Linked DNA regions of Mus musculus: region 2 is linked to region 1. The links are chromatin contacts, found by POLR2A ChIA-PET in ENCODE. All regions are on one chromosome and are shown on one strand. Each heading gives the region's core, a stretch centred on a gene start or an enhancer-like site at or near the end of the contact. The rest is flanking DNA. Distances are from core to core; before and after follow the strand shown. Region 1 holds the start of Phc3 (polyhomeotic 3). Region 2 overlaps Prkci (protein kinase C, iota).

Region 1 (5,561 bases), core at 2,166-4,665:
CCTTGCAGCCGATCTCCTGCTCTGTGCTGTCATTATTCATCACCTGAGGAGAAACAGCTAACAGTGTCTACTGTATACTACCACCCACATGTATACAGAGGAAGATAAGACCGAGGAGCACGTGACCAACAGGCTGGTCATTCCGAAGAGTGTGTGAGAGGTAGCAGGCTATAGAAACATTTTTGTTTCTATAGTATTTGAGTTTGGTGATAGCACCTTCCTTTCAAGTAAGAGAAGGTAAGTCCATACACTTTTATTCTAATGCGTAGAATGACATTTTATGCTGCATTCACTCAAATATACAGTTCTTCATTCACCTTAACTAGTATATAAAGCTTTCCTTAAGGATAGTTTTAGTAGACCTGAGACAGATACAAAATAATTTTTTTAAATTGCTATCAGATTTGAAAAAAGGATGAAAAGGGACATTTTAAGCCCATACAGGAAATGATATTCTCCCTTCTGAGGTTAAATATAGTTCCCATTCAACCACATCGCGCTTTAAGACGGGCTTATAGTGAGTAGTGCTGCGTTTCTCAGTTATTGAGTGATGGCTATTCTTGGTTGTCAGCTTAACCACATCTGGAATTAACTAAAACCCAGTGGCTGGGTACACCTTTGAGGGATTTTTTTTTCTTAATTAATCCCATTTGAAGTTGGAAGACCCACTTTTAATTTGAAACTTTGAAGGGGGAAGATCCACTTTCAATCTGGGTCACAAGCTCTGCTGGAAGTCTATGTAAAGGACGTGGAAAAAGGACGCTCTCTGCCTGCTTTGTCCTCAGTCTTGGTTGGCCAGGCCATTCCTTCACTGGCATTAGAGGTGACGTCTTTGGGATGCCAGTGTATACTGGTGATCAGCTGAGACATCCAGCCTTGTGGACTGAACAACTACTGGATTCTTGGAGCCTCTGTTGTAGACAGCATTGTTGGACCACAGCCTGTAAGCCACTCTAGGAAGTCCCCTTTCTCTCTCTCACACAGAGAGGTCACAAAGGTTGCACCTCATGTGAACAGCTGAACTTGGTAAAGTAGGGTTCACCTAGGTGGTACTGGTTTTGTAGCATGAAGGGGTCATGGCACTGGGAAAGTCCAGGAGAGGCCATTGGTGAAGGTGCAACCTCAGCAGCAGTTGAAGGCTCAGGTCTGAAGGGGTCACGAGGAAAGTAGAGGCTTGGCACCAAGAAGAGAGCCTCAGATAGGCTGTTGGTTGAAAGTGCAGCCCAGTTGTGGTAGAAGACACCAGCATTTTGGAGATGCCAGTACCATGAGATGATTAGCAAGAACAACAGCAACCACGGAGTCAGCTGGATACCGGAAGACAGGTTGTGTTGCTGCTGAAGGTGGAGTCAGAGACTTGATCCAAGCTCTTAGGAGGAGCACAGGAGATTGTGAGTGAGTCTGAGACATCAAATACTGTGCTATTTATACAGTTGGAGTTTGGTTTGGGTTTGATTTGATTGTGCTCTGGGTCTTCCTTCTTGAAGTAAGGAGGTTTTAAACGTATTTCTGATTTTATAGGCACCCACAGTTGAGAGACATTAGGTTTTTAAAAGACTTTGGATTTTAAAAGAGACTGGATATTTTACAGAGCCTGGATTTGTAAGTGTTTGAATTTTTAAAGCCTATGGGACTTTCTAAGTTTGTAAAATGTTTTATATTGTGATGTCTTTATGTGTGATCTCAGGGATGGGAAAGAAAGGAAAATTTGTGGCTTAACAGTGATGTGTCTCTGTGTCAAACTGCTAAGGGGTCAGTTGTACTGTCTAATTTTATGCCAACTTGACACAAGGCTAAAGTCATTGGCGAGGAGGGAGCCCCAACTGAGAAACTATCTTAATAATATCAGTGTGTAGGCAAGCCTGTAGGGCATTTTCTTAGTGATCAATGTGGGCAGGCCCCACCTATTGTGGCTGGTGATCCTGGTTCTATAAGAAAGTAGACTGAACAAGCCAGTAAGCAGCAGCCCTCCATGACCTCTGCATCAGCTCCTGCCCTGCTTCAGTTTCTGTTCTGACTTCCTTTGGTGATGAACGGTGATATAGAAGTGTAAGCCAAATAAACTCGTTCTCCCATGACCTGCTTTGGGGATGGTGTTTCATCACAGCAATGGAACCCTGAGACACTGAGATTAGTGCACTTCATCTCAGGAAATAGGAGACACTGTTTACGATCACTATGCTTCTTTCTCAGTCAAGAGCAACAGAGATTTGCTTATTTCTTGGATCTATGAAGCAAAGTCACACTGTGTATGTATGTCTACAAAATCCACTTTTCAGACTATTTTGGATACATATTTTTAATGTTTTATAGTTGTAGTTAATTTTTCTTCTTTCTTTCTTTCTTTCTTTCTTTTTTTTAAACACAGTCTTACATATCCCAGGCTAGCCTTAAAATTTCTGTTAGACCCGAGGTGGGGAAAAACATTTCCACAACTGTCTGATTAAGCAAGCTATACTTAGACTGGCTAAAGGCTGCCTCATCCAAGTTCAGGTTTCAGAAAGCAGCCCCTCACTGGCTTTTGAGGTCTCTGTTGTGGGGCAAGGATTAGGGTTGATAGATTACAGCTGTTGAGAGCGTTGGCTGTTAGCACCAGGACAGAAGAATGGGGGGACTCAGGGCTCAAGGCCGGCTGTGAGGTATACAAGGGTAAGACACTATATGGAAGGGGAGTCATCAGAGATGTTCAGGAGTTTAGCAAGGCAAAGGAGTATACATCATGGGGTTACAAATTCAGCAGAGGTTAAAAAGCATGGTTTTCAGGATATCTTAGGTTCAGGAAACAGAAGCTTACCCTTGCAAGGTATGGGGACACCATCCCCAAAGCAGGACATGAGGGAAAGGGTTTATTTGGCTTACACTTCTATAGCACCGTTCATCACCAAAGGAAATCAGAACAGGAACTCAAGTAGGGCAGGAACCTGGAAACAGGAGCTGATGCAGAGGCTGATGCAGAGGCTGTGGAGGGCTGCTGCTTGTTCAGTCTGCTTTCTTATAGAACCAGGATCATGGGGTTTCTGTTTTACATTATATAGTCTAGGATGACTTTGAATTTTTATTCAAAACAACACTTTCTAAGGGCCTAGCCATGTCTGGTTTATGTGGGGCTGGGTATTGAACCTAAGACTTGATGCACGTTTCTGAAAGTATTCTAGCAACTTCTACATTTCCAGCGCTAAGCAGAACTTTTTCTATATTCGTCGCAGACCCCGGGCTAAGACAAAGATTCTGAGCCATAGAAATAGAGGGTGTCTGGGAAGGACCACTTAGGGAAACACAGGCCACCTCACAGAGAGAGTTGAGGTGGGAGGGAGCCTGGCAGTCGCTGGCCTCACGTGACCTCTGCGCCCCCCGCCCCCCAGATCCCGCCCCTCGGCTCTTGGCTCTTGCAGGGGGAAAAGGAGGCGCATGCGCACTTCGTGTTAGTGATGGAGGAGAGAAGATGGCGGAAGCGGAGTGAGTGACTTGCTGGTGACTGATGTCGTAACCGGGGGGCGAGTGAGGGCTGCGACACGTTCCCCCGAGGCAGCTCTTGGGGCTCCGAGGCTGGCGGTGCAGGGCGGAGGCGAGGCGGGAGCCACGGCGTGGTGGAGAAGCCCGACTGTGGGAGGAGGATGGCAGGTCCAGCCAGCCTCCCCTCGGGAGTGCGTGCTGCGCCGTGCGGTCCCGGGGCTGTGTGGTCCTAAGCGCACAGCTACCCGGGGGACCCTAGTCTCCGGGCTCTCCCGGGACGCGAGCCCTGCGGCGCTCGGCCGGGGCTGTCATTCCAGCCGCGGTCCCCGCCGAGGTGTGTCCGGCTGGGCAGGCGCCGCCGGGCCTCCGCGCTGGCTCCTGCGGGCCCGTAGCCGTCTGTCTGTCCGTCCGTCCGTCCGTCCGTGCGGCGGGGGCGCGGGGAGGCGCAGGGAGGCGTCCGGACAGCGGCTGCGGCCCACGGCCGAGGCTCCCCACCTCCCCGGCCTTTCCTTGCAGTCCCCCTCCGGGCTCGGGCTGCGGCGGCGAGCCTCCCTCCCTGGAGGGCCGCATTCTTGGGTAGCGCTGTGATGCTATGCTCAGTTGGCGACTTGAAACTTCAGGTTCCCGGGTAGGCCTCTGGAGTGCCAGAGCTGAACGCGGCAAGTATTTCCGTGCCAAGCCCGTGCGCTCCCCGAAAGTGTTCTTTTGTACCAGGCCTCGAAATGTAAAGCGATGGTTTGCCCAGTTGCACACATCCAATGTTTAGAATTACTGTCTAGGTTCCCTGACCATTTTTGGTTCGTCAGAACTCACTGTCTTCTTCGCCCGCCTTTGGGCTTTGAGAGCACAGCTGAGCAGAATAAGACTTTGAAAGGCCAGGGTTTACGGTGGTGGCTTGGATGCCATTGGTCCCGGTGCCAAAGTGTTTTGACACGCAGTAGTTTCAAGATTTTACCTTACTGCTGATTGAGTGTAGTATTGAGCAGGTGCCATATGATACTGTGGTTTGCTGATTGGAAGGAAATGAACAGCAGAACGTCTAAAAATGTGATTCAGCTCCCACTAAAAGAAGTTAGCAGCCCCATCTGTTTTTCCTTTCACCTTACTTTCTCCCTTGTATATTGGAGCTGTTAATACAGCCTATGGTGGCTGGAGACTCCTGAGTCTCATTGAGGCCAGCCTGAGCTACGTAGTGACACCCTATTTTGTTTTGATTTTTAAGAAAGAGAAGTAAATGTTCTTGTTACAGGCTTGTCGACGGTGGGAATGCCAGCCGGTTCAACTTTTATTTCTCAGGAGAAAAAGACAGACAAGGAAGGAGGAATCCAGTGGATTCTCATGGGGCCTTCTGAGCCTGGGGTGACAGCTACTGTGGTTTTAGTTTGTAACAGCATGGAAGCCCTTAGAGGCTTGGCTTTATTAAAGTATAGATTTCTCAGTGGGTAAAAATTTGTACTACAACATAAATGACATAAGATCATAATACTGGAGGGAAAAGATTAGAAAGTTTGGTACAAACGTGTACTTTACTGGTTGTGCATTGGAAGCTGAATAAATTATATTCCACACCCCCAAATTTTAGAGCAATTTTCTGTGGGGGGGGGATTTTTGTAAAGATGTAAGAAGTTGCTTATATTTGCTACTTTATTTCTTTATTTCTTATTTATTACTTAAGTGGGCTAATCCGGTATCAAGCTAAACTTCTGACACTAGAGTTAGTAAGGACAATGGTGTCGTCTAAGAAAAGCTACTGAGAATTGAAAAAAATGAACTTAAAATTTCTTACGTATAGGTAGCTGCGTATATGTGTGTACATTATTGCCATGTATGTGCCCAGTCCCTTGGAAGCCAGAAGAGGGCATCTGATCCCCTGGAACTGGGTTTTGGAGGGTTGTGTGGGTGCTGGGCATCAAACCCAGGTCCTTTGGAATAACAGTGCTCTTAACCATTTGAGCCATCTCTTCAGTCCCACTAACATGTCCTTAGGATCTTATTTTTAATTTTATCTATTTTTTTTGAAACAAGGGTGTTGTGTAGCCCAGGCTGGCCTATCACTTAGTATGATGTAGCCAAGGGTGACCTTCTTCAAGTGCTGGGATTGCATGTAT
Region 2 (5,561 bases), core at 1,940-4,439, 54 kb before region 1:
TTCCAACATATGGCTAATATTAGTCTACTAAAGGCTCTTGCTTTTACCAAGTCTATATAAAGTAAGTTTCTGTGAAAATAAATGTGTCTATAGGTAATACATTAGAAGCTTAAATTACTAATTCTAGTCCCCTGTAAATAATCACTTTTTAAACACTGGTCCTCAAAGAAACTCACTACTACTTTTAAAATCCTCATTGCAGAGAACTTTTGTACAACAAAGAATTAAATGGCAAAAATCAGTTTTTAAAAGATATGCATTCAATTAGAGAGTGAATTAATACCAGGAGTAGTACCAACCTCCAATATAAGAATATATTCTAGGCTGGAAATTTATCAACACACCAAACAAAGCATTTCATAACGAAGACTATCTTGTTAACTAATGTGCTCTGTGGTGAAGCAAGGGCCACACTGAGGAAGAGTACACAGAACAGAGCAGGATTCCAGTCCTAGCACCGTGCCAGGCAAGCACTCCACAACTGAGTTTCATCTCAGCTCCCGTTTGTTTCAGACATGGTCTCACTATGTAGCTCAGGCTGCTGTGGCCTATCTTGGCTCCTCCTGCCTCTGCCTCCCAAGCTGTAGGACGATAGGCAGGTGCTGCCTGCCTGCGTAACTGATCATTTCTCTCAACATTTTAAAACTTTACACTAGAAAAGGGTGGCCACTGCCCCCACCCCAAATAGACTTCTAAAGCTGTGCAGGAATGTCTAAGTTGTGAAGCAATGGGAGACGGCACTTTAGTATCCTAAAAGACTATAGAAAGATATACAGTTCTCCTAGACTATAGAGCGCATAATCGTCTTACTTGCTCTACTCCAGGAAAAAGAATCTGAAGGCCAATTACATAGGGAGGAGGGCACACATAATAAAAGAGTTATGTCTTAATTAGAGCTTTGGGAGTCAAGTGATGGCTCTCTCACCATGAATCAAGAGTTCAGAATCCTTGTTCAGCTCGTACAGCCTGAAAGCCTCTTCTAACTCCAACTGAGAAGACACTGTACATGGGTCTCCTAAAAACAAAACGGAAAGCTCAGTCCCCAAACCTCTGAGCACGATAACAGTAAGCAAATTCGCTAGGCTGTGACTGAGGGAGCATGTACCTGGACAGATGCTTAGACACTACCCTAGGCAACTTTACCTCTGCAGATGTTCTCACATCCATTTCTAGTTGCACAAAAGGACACATGGGACGCAGATGCACCATCTTCTACATATAAAACCACTCTACTCCTAATACACACACACACACGCACACGCACACGCACACACACACACACACACACACACACGGGAGAGGGCGAGAGAAGGGGAGGGAGAGAGGGTGAGGAGAAGGTGAGGGCGAGAGAAGGTGAGGGCCAGGGCGAGGGAGAGGGTGAGGGAGAGGGAGAGGGTGAGAGAAGGGGAGGGAGAGAAGCAAATGTACTCTAACCACTTTCAGACAGGCATGGCTCACTCACATGGGTATGGTTAAGAACAAGTTTTCAGCTCTTTTCCTTGTCTTCAGTGTTGTGGATGGAGCCCAGGACCAGGCCTGGCATGCATTCTAACACGGAGAGCATAGAGCCAGCCCCACCCCTGTTTTGTTCTGTTTGGGGATAGGATCTCAGTAATTTACTCAGGCTGCTCTGGAACTTATTCTATAGCCTGGGCTGGCTTTAAACAGACAATCCTCCTGCCTCAGTCTACCAAGTACTGGTATTATAAGCTAATGCCACCAGACCTGGCTGCTAGTTTCTTTTAAAAAGGAGCTAAAGCAGTTCCACTGCCACACTATGGATGGGTAGGGCTTCCAGGTGAGAGGACTGAGCCAGAGCCAGGCTGACTCCATGACAGGCTGCAAACAGTTTGGGAGACTAGGCCTAAGTTTGTGTTTCCCACAAACAGAACTGGGATCCAGGAACCTGTGGTCAGCCAACCGCAGCCATGGGCAGCCAATCTGAGGACACCTTGTCCTTTGGCCTGAAGGATCCCTAGAGTAGAGCTAACCAATCACGGTAAAGGGGCACATACCACACACACACACACACACACACACACACACACACACACACACACTGGAATTCCCTTGACAATAAAAGCTGGGCCTGCGAGCCCACTCGGTGTCTCTATTCCTGAATGAAAAGACCCCTGCATGCAGGAAATTCCGCTGGAAAAAAAATGCTCTTTGCTTTTGCATACTATTTGAGTCTGGGTTATCATTCCTTGGTGATTCTTGGACCCTAACACAGGCAGTGACTGTAATGGATATTGTATCATATTACAACCTTGGTCAATTAAGTCACAAGAAAGAAACCACTAAAGTACTCTGGACTAAGAATAGTCTAGCTTGAGCTACTAAAAATTTTTTTTAGATTTATTTGACAAATATTTGCTAGCAGATATGTCTGTGCACTGTGTGTGTGTGTCTATGGCAGGTCAGAAGGCATCAGATCCCCTGGAACTAGAGTTCCAGACAGTTGTAAGGTACCTTGTGGGTGCTGGGATTTGAACCTGGGTCCTTTGCAAAAAGAACAGCAAGTGTTCTTCACTGCTCACCCACCTCTCCATCACCTTCTTTTTGTTTCTCTTCTCTCTTTAAACAAAGCATCTTTTACTCTTTGACAACTGCATAGATAGAAACAATGCGTCCTGATGATGTATACCCCAGCTCCACTTTCCCTCCCACTCCTCTGAAGCACCCCACGAGCCTTTCTCCCCTTCTGCCTCTTTCTTTGTTCACAGCTGCCCACTGAGCCCTCTCTGCTGGGATGATGACTGACCTCCCTGCACTGGTCACAGCTGCAGTGAGTCCTCGGCTGCAGAGGCCACAGCACAGCCCAAAGGCAGCGTTGCATTCCTCGCCTTCCTGCATCTCTCACATTCTTTGAAGCCCTCCTCTGAGATGCCCCTCCTCTGACGTGTTCCGAGCCTTTGGTGGGAAGGATGTCCTACCTAGGGCTGGACACCAGCTCCAGCTACTCTTAAATGTAAGTGGTGAATTTTAGTTACACACACAGAAGGGGAGGAGGACACACCTCTCTCAACTAAGCAGGCGAAGTGCAGAGTGATCCCTGGAAATCCGAGGTGCATTCCTCAATGAACAAGTCACTTAGAGCAAAGCTGGGCTTGAACTGGATCCTCCCCTCTGCTACTCTGGTGCTCATTCCTGTGGTTTTATGACACATTCCTGCATGCTACATGCCACTGGCTCTGACTAATCTTCAATTACACAGTGCACAGAACCCAGCTTACTACTTGAGAGAAACCATTTCCTATCTACATGGTCTCAAAGAAAACAGTGTCTGTTCTTTTCTCCAACTCAGCTGCCAAGTCCTCACTCCCTTTTATGTTCTGTGGACATTTATAACATTAGCTCTGATAAGTCACAGAACTGTGAAAGTCAGTTTTCGAATCACTAAGTTATAAGGTAAGTTGCACAGAAATAGAAAACCTAACCAGAACTGGCACAAAAAGAAGACTTACGTGGCCTTTTCTATTTCATGAAAGGCAGAAGATGGCAGCCACGGACTGCTTGTGAAGGCCAGAAGACAGAGAAAACGGTTCGGACAATAGACAAAATGAATGAGCGAGTGTGGTGACACTCACTGAAGGCAATACAGCAAACAGAAAACGCATCTACAGAATCAGTGGCTGCAAATACAAAGATCAGAAGACTGGGCAGAAGGGCCAAAGTAGCAAATGGCTTTTCTTTTTGTAAAATAATTTATTTTTATTTTTATATGCATTGGTGTGGTGTCTTCTTGAATGTGCATATGTCAAAGTGTCAGATCCCCTGGAACTGTAGTTACAGATAGTTGTGAGATGTCATGAAGGTGCTGGGAATTAAACCTGGGTCCTCTGTAAGGTAGCCAGTGCCCTCAACTGATGAGCCATTTCTCTAGTCCCCAAACCTCAGACACATGTAGTCCTTGTCTAGAAGAGTCTGATGTGAGTATGGCTTTTGTCCAATGAACAGTTACAACTCCATACACAGGTGGTCTACAATGTTCAAAATGAAGAGCTATGTCTTTCAACTGTGGGAGAGAATCTAGGCAAATTAGTGAACTACAAAACAGAGCCTAGGAAGAGAGAAGGATGAATCAGAGCATCAATGTTAAGAGTCATGGGATCCAATCCCAGAGAGTAGCAGTGAGCTTTCCTGAGGGAATGACAATACATTCTATTATAGTTCAGAACCAGAACCTTCCCCTCTTGGTGACTAGGGGTAGCTACTATACTACTCCTGTCTCTAGTTTACTATCCTGTCACCATTTCATGGATCTTTAGAACTAGCAGAGAGGCAGTCAAGGAACCCAAACCATAGATGGGCAAGACACAGGATTAGATGACCATCTTTGGACTGTGGACCTAATGTCATGATGAGCTAGGCTCTGAGGGGGTTTGTGAGAAGACGGTGAGTTAATCATACATTAACTTACTCCTGCACAGACACCACACACATTCAACCTGTTAGTTAACCATACATTAACTTACCCCTGCACAGACACCACACACATTGAACCTGTTCTGTTTTTCTTGGATTGAGGGCCTGCGTGATACATGTGACCTTTTTCGACCATATGTTTGATGCATAAAGCACTCTATGTAAGTCATTACAAAACAAAAATGACCAGGAAAGGTATTTTTCAAAGCTAACACTATTACCAAATTCTAAATGTCTAAAATAAAATACAAGTACATTCTGAGTATTTGCTCATTGTAGTTAATTTTGAGGTAATTAAAGAATTAATAAAATCTGGATATTGACCAGTAGGCTTATTCTTATTTTCCACACAGCCCTTTTGTTTGTTTGTTTTTAGCTATAAAAAGAAGCAAATAAGCAGCAGGCTTCAAACAAAATGTTAATATGAAAGATCCAACTGTGTAAAATAACCTGACAAGATGCAGAAACAGTTCACTGTATTTAAATCCACTTTCCACTCCCTGCCCCCCTTGGGCTCATGGCCATATCATAAGGCAAAATGCATTTAGTCCAACTTCAAAGGTCCCCAAAATTGTTCATGTTCAACACTGCTTAAAAGTCAAAAGTCTCTTCTGAGACTCAAGTCAAACTTTTAACTGTAACCCTCTAGAAAATAAAACAAATTTGCATATTTCTAACATACAATGGCACAGAATATATATTGTCATTCAAAAAGGTAGTTATGAGGGCATAGAGAGGAACCACTAGACTAAATTACAGCAGGGCAAACTGCAAGTCTTGAATGGGTCCGCCCTTTTAGCTTTGTTGCCTGCAAGATACTCCCAGGCTGGCTCCACTCCATGTGTGCACATCCCTTGGCAGATCTCCCACGACTCTGGCACTTCTAACATCTAGGGGTCTCTAACAATCCAGTCGCTTTCACAACTTCACACAATGGCATCTTGTGACTTCCATGCCGGAACTAACTCTCTTGCCCCAGTGCCCTCAGTGGTTCTCCTTAACTGTGGAGAAGTTTCCATAACCCTTCCTCAGGTTTTTTCATTACTCTAAAGCTGGAAGGTCGGGTGACCGCCTGGGTCCTGGGCCTCTCTTAAAAAAAAAAAAAAAAGATTTATTTATTATTTATTTTATGT

Evidence for each region. ChIA-PET counts read pairs that join two places held with the same protein, here RNA polymerase II (POLR2A).
Region 2: POLR2A ChIA-PET joins it to region 1 with 69 read pairs in Patski. The contact joins the enhancer-like site here to the promoter of Phc3 in region 1. POLR2A ChIA-PET finds 5 or more read pairs at or near these places in 3 of 5 experiments (Patski and embryonic stem cell).

What each region holds. Positions count from the first base shown.
Region 1 is chr3:30,967,269-30,972,829 of GRCm38, reverse strand. Phc3 (polyhomeotic 3) reads left to right here and starts at 3,415. Exons shown (of 15, transcript NM_001165954.1): 1 at 3,415-3,456. The coding sequence starts at 3,443.
Region 2 is chr3:31,020,584-31,026,144 of GRCm38, reverse strand. Prkci (protein kinase C, iota) reads right to left here. Exons shown (of 18, transcript NM_008857.3): 3 at 926-1,015. Among named protein-coding and RNA genes, the nearest start is that of Mir7008, 16 kb to the left of the region's middle. Within about 2 kb of position 3,189, at least 1 of the 3 ENCODE cell types and tissues checked has a DNase peak (open chromatin) inside an H3K27ac peak, as active enhancers do.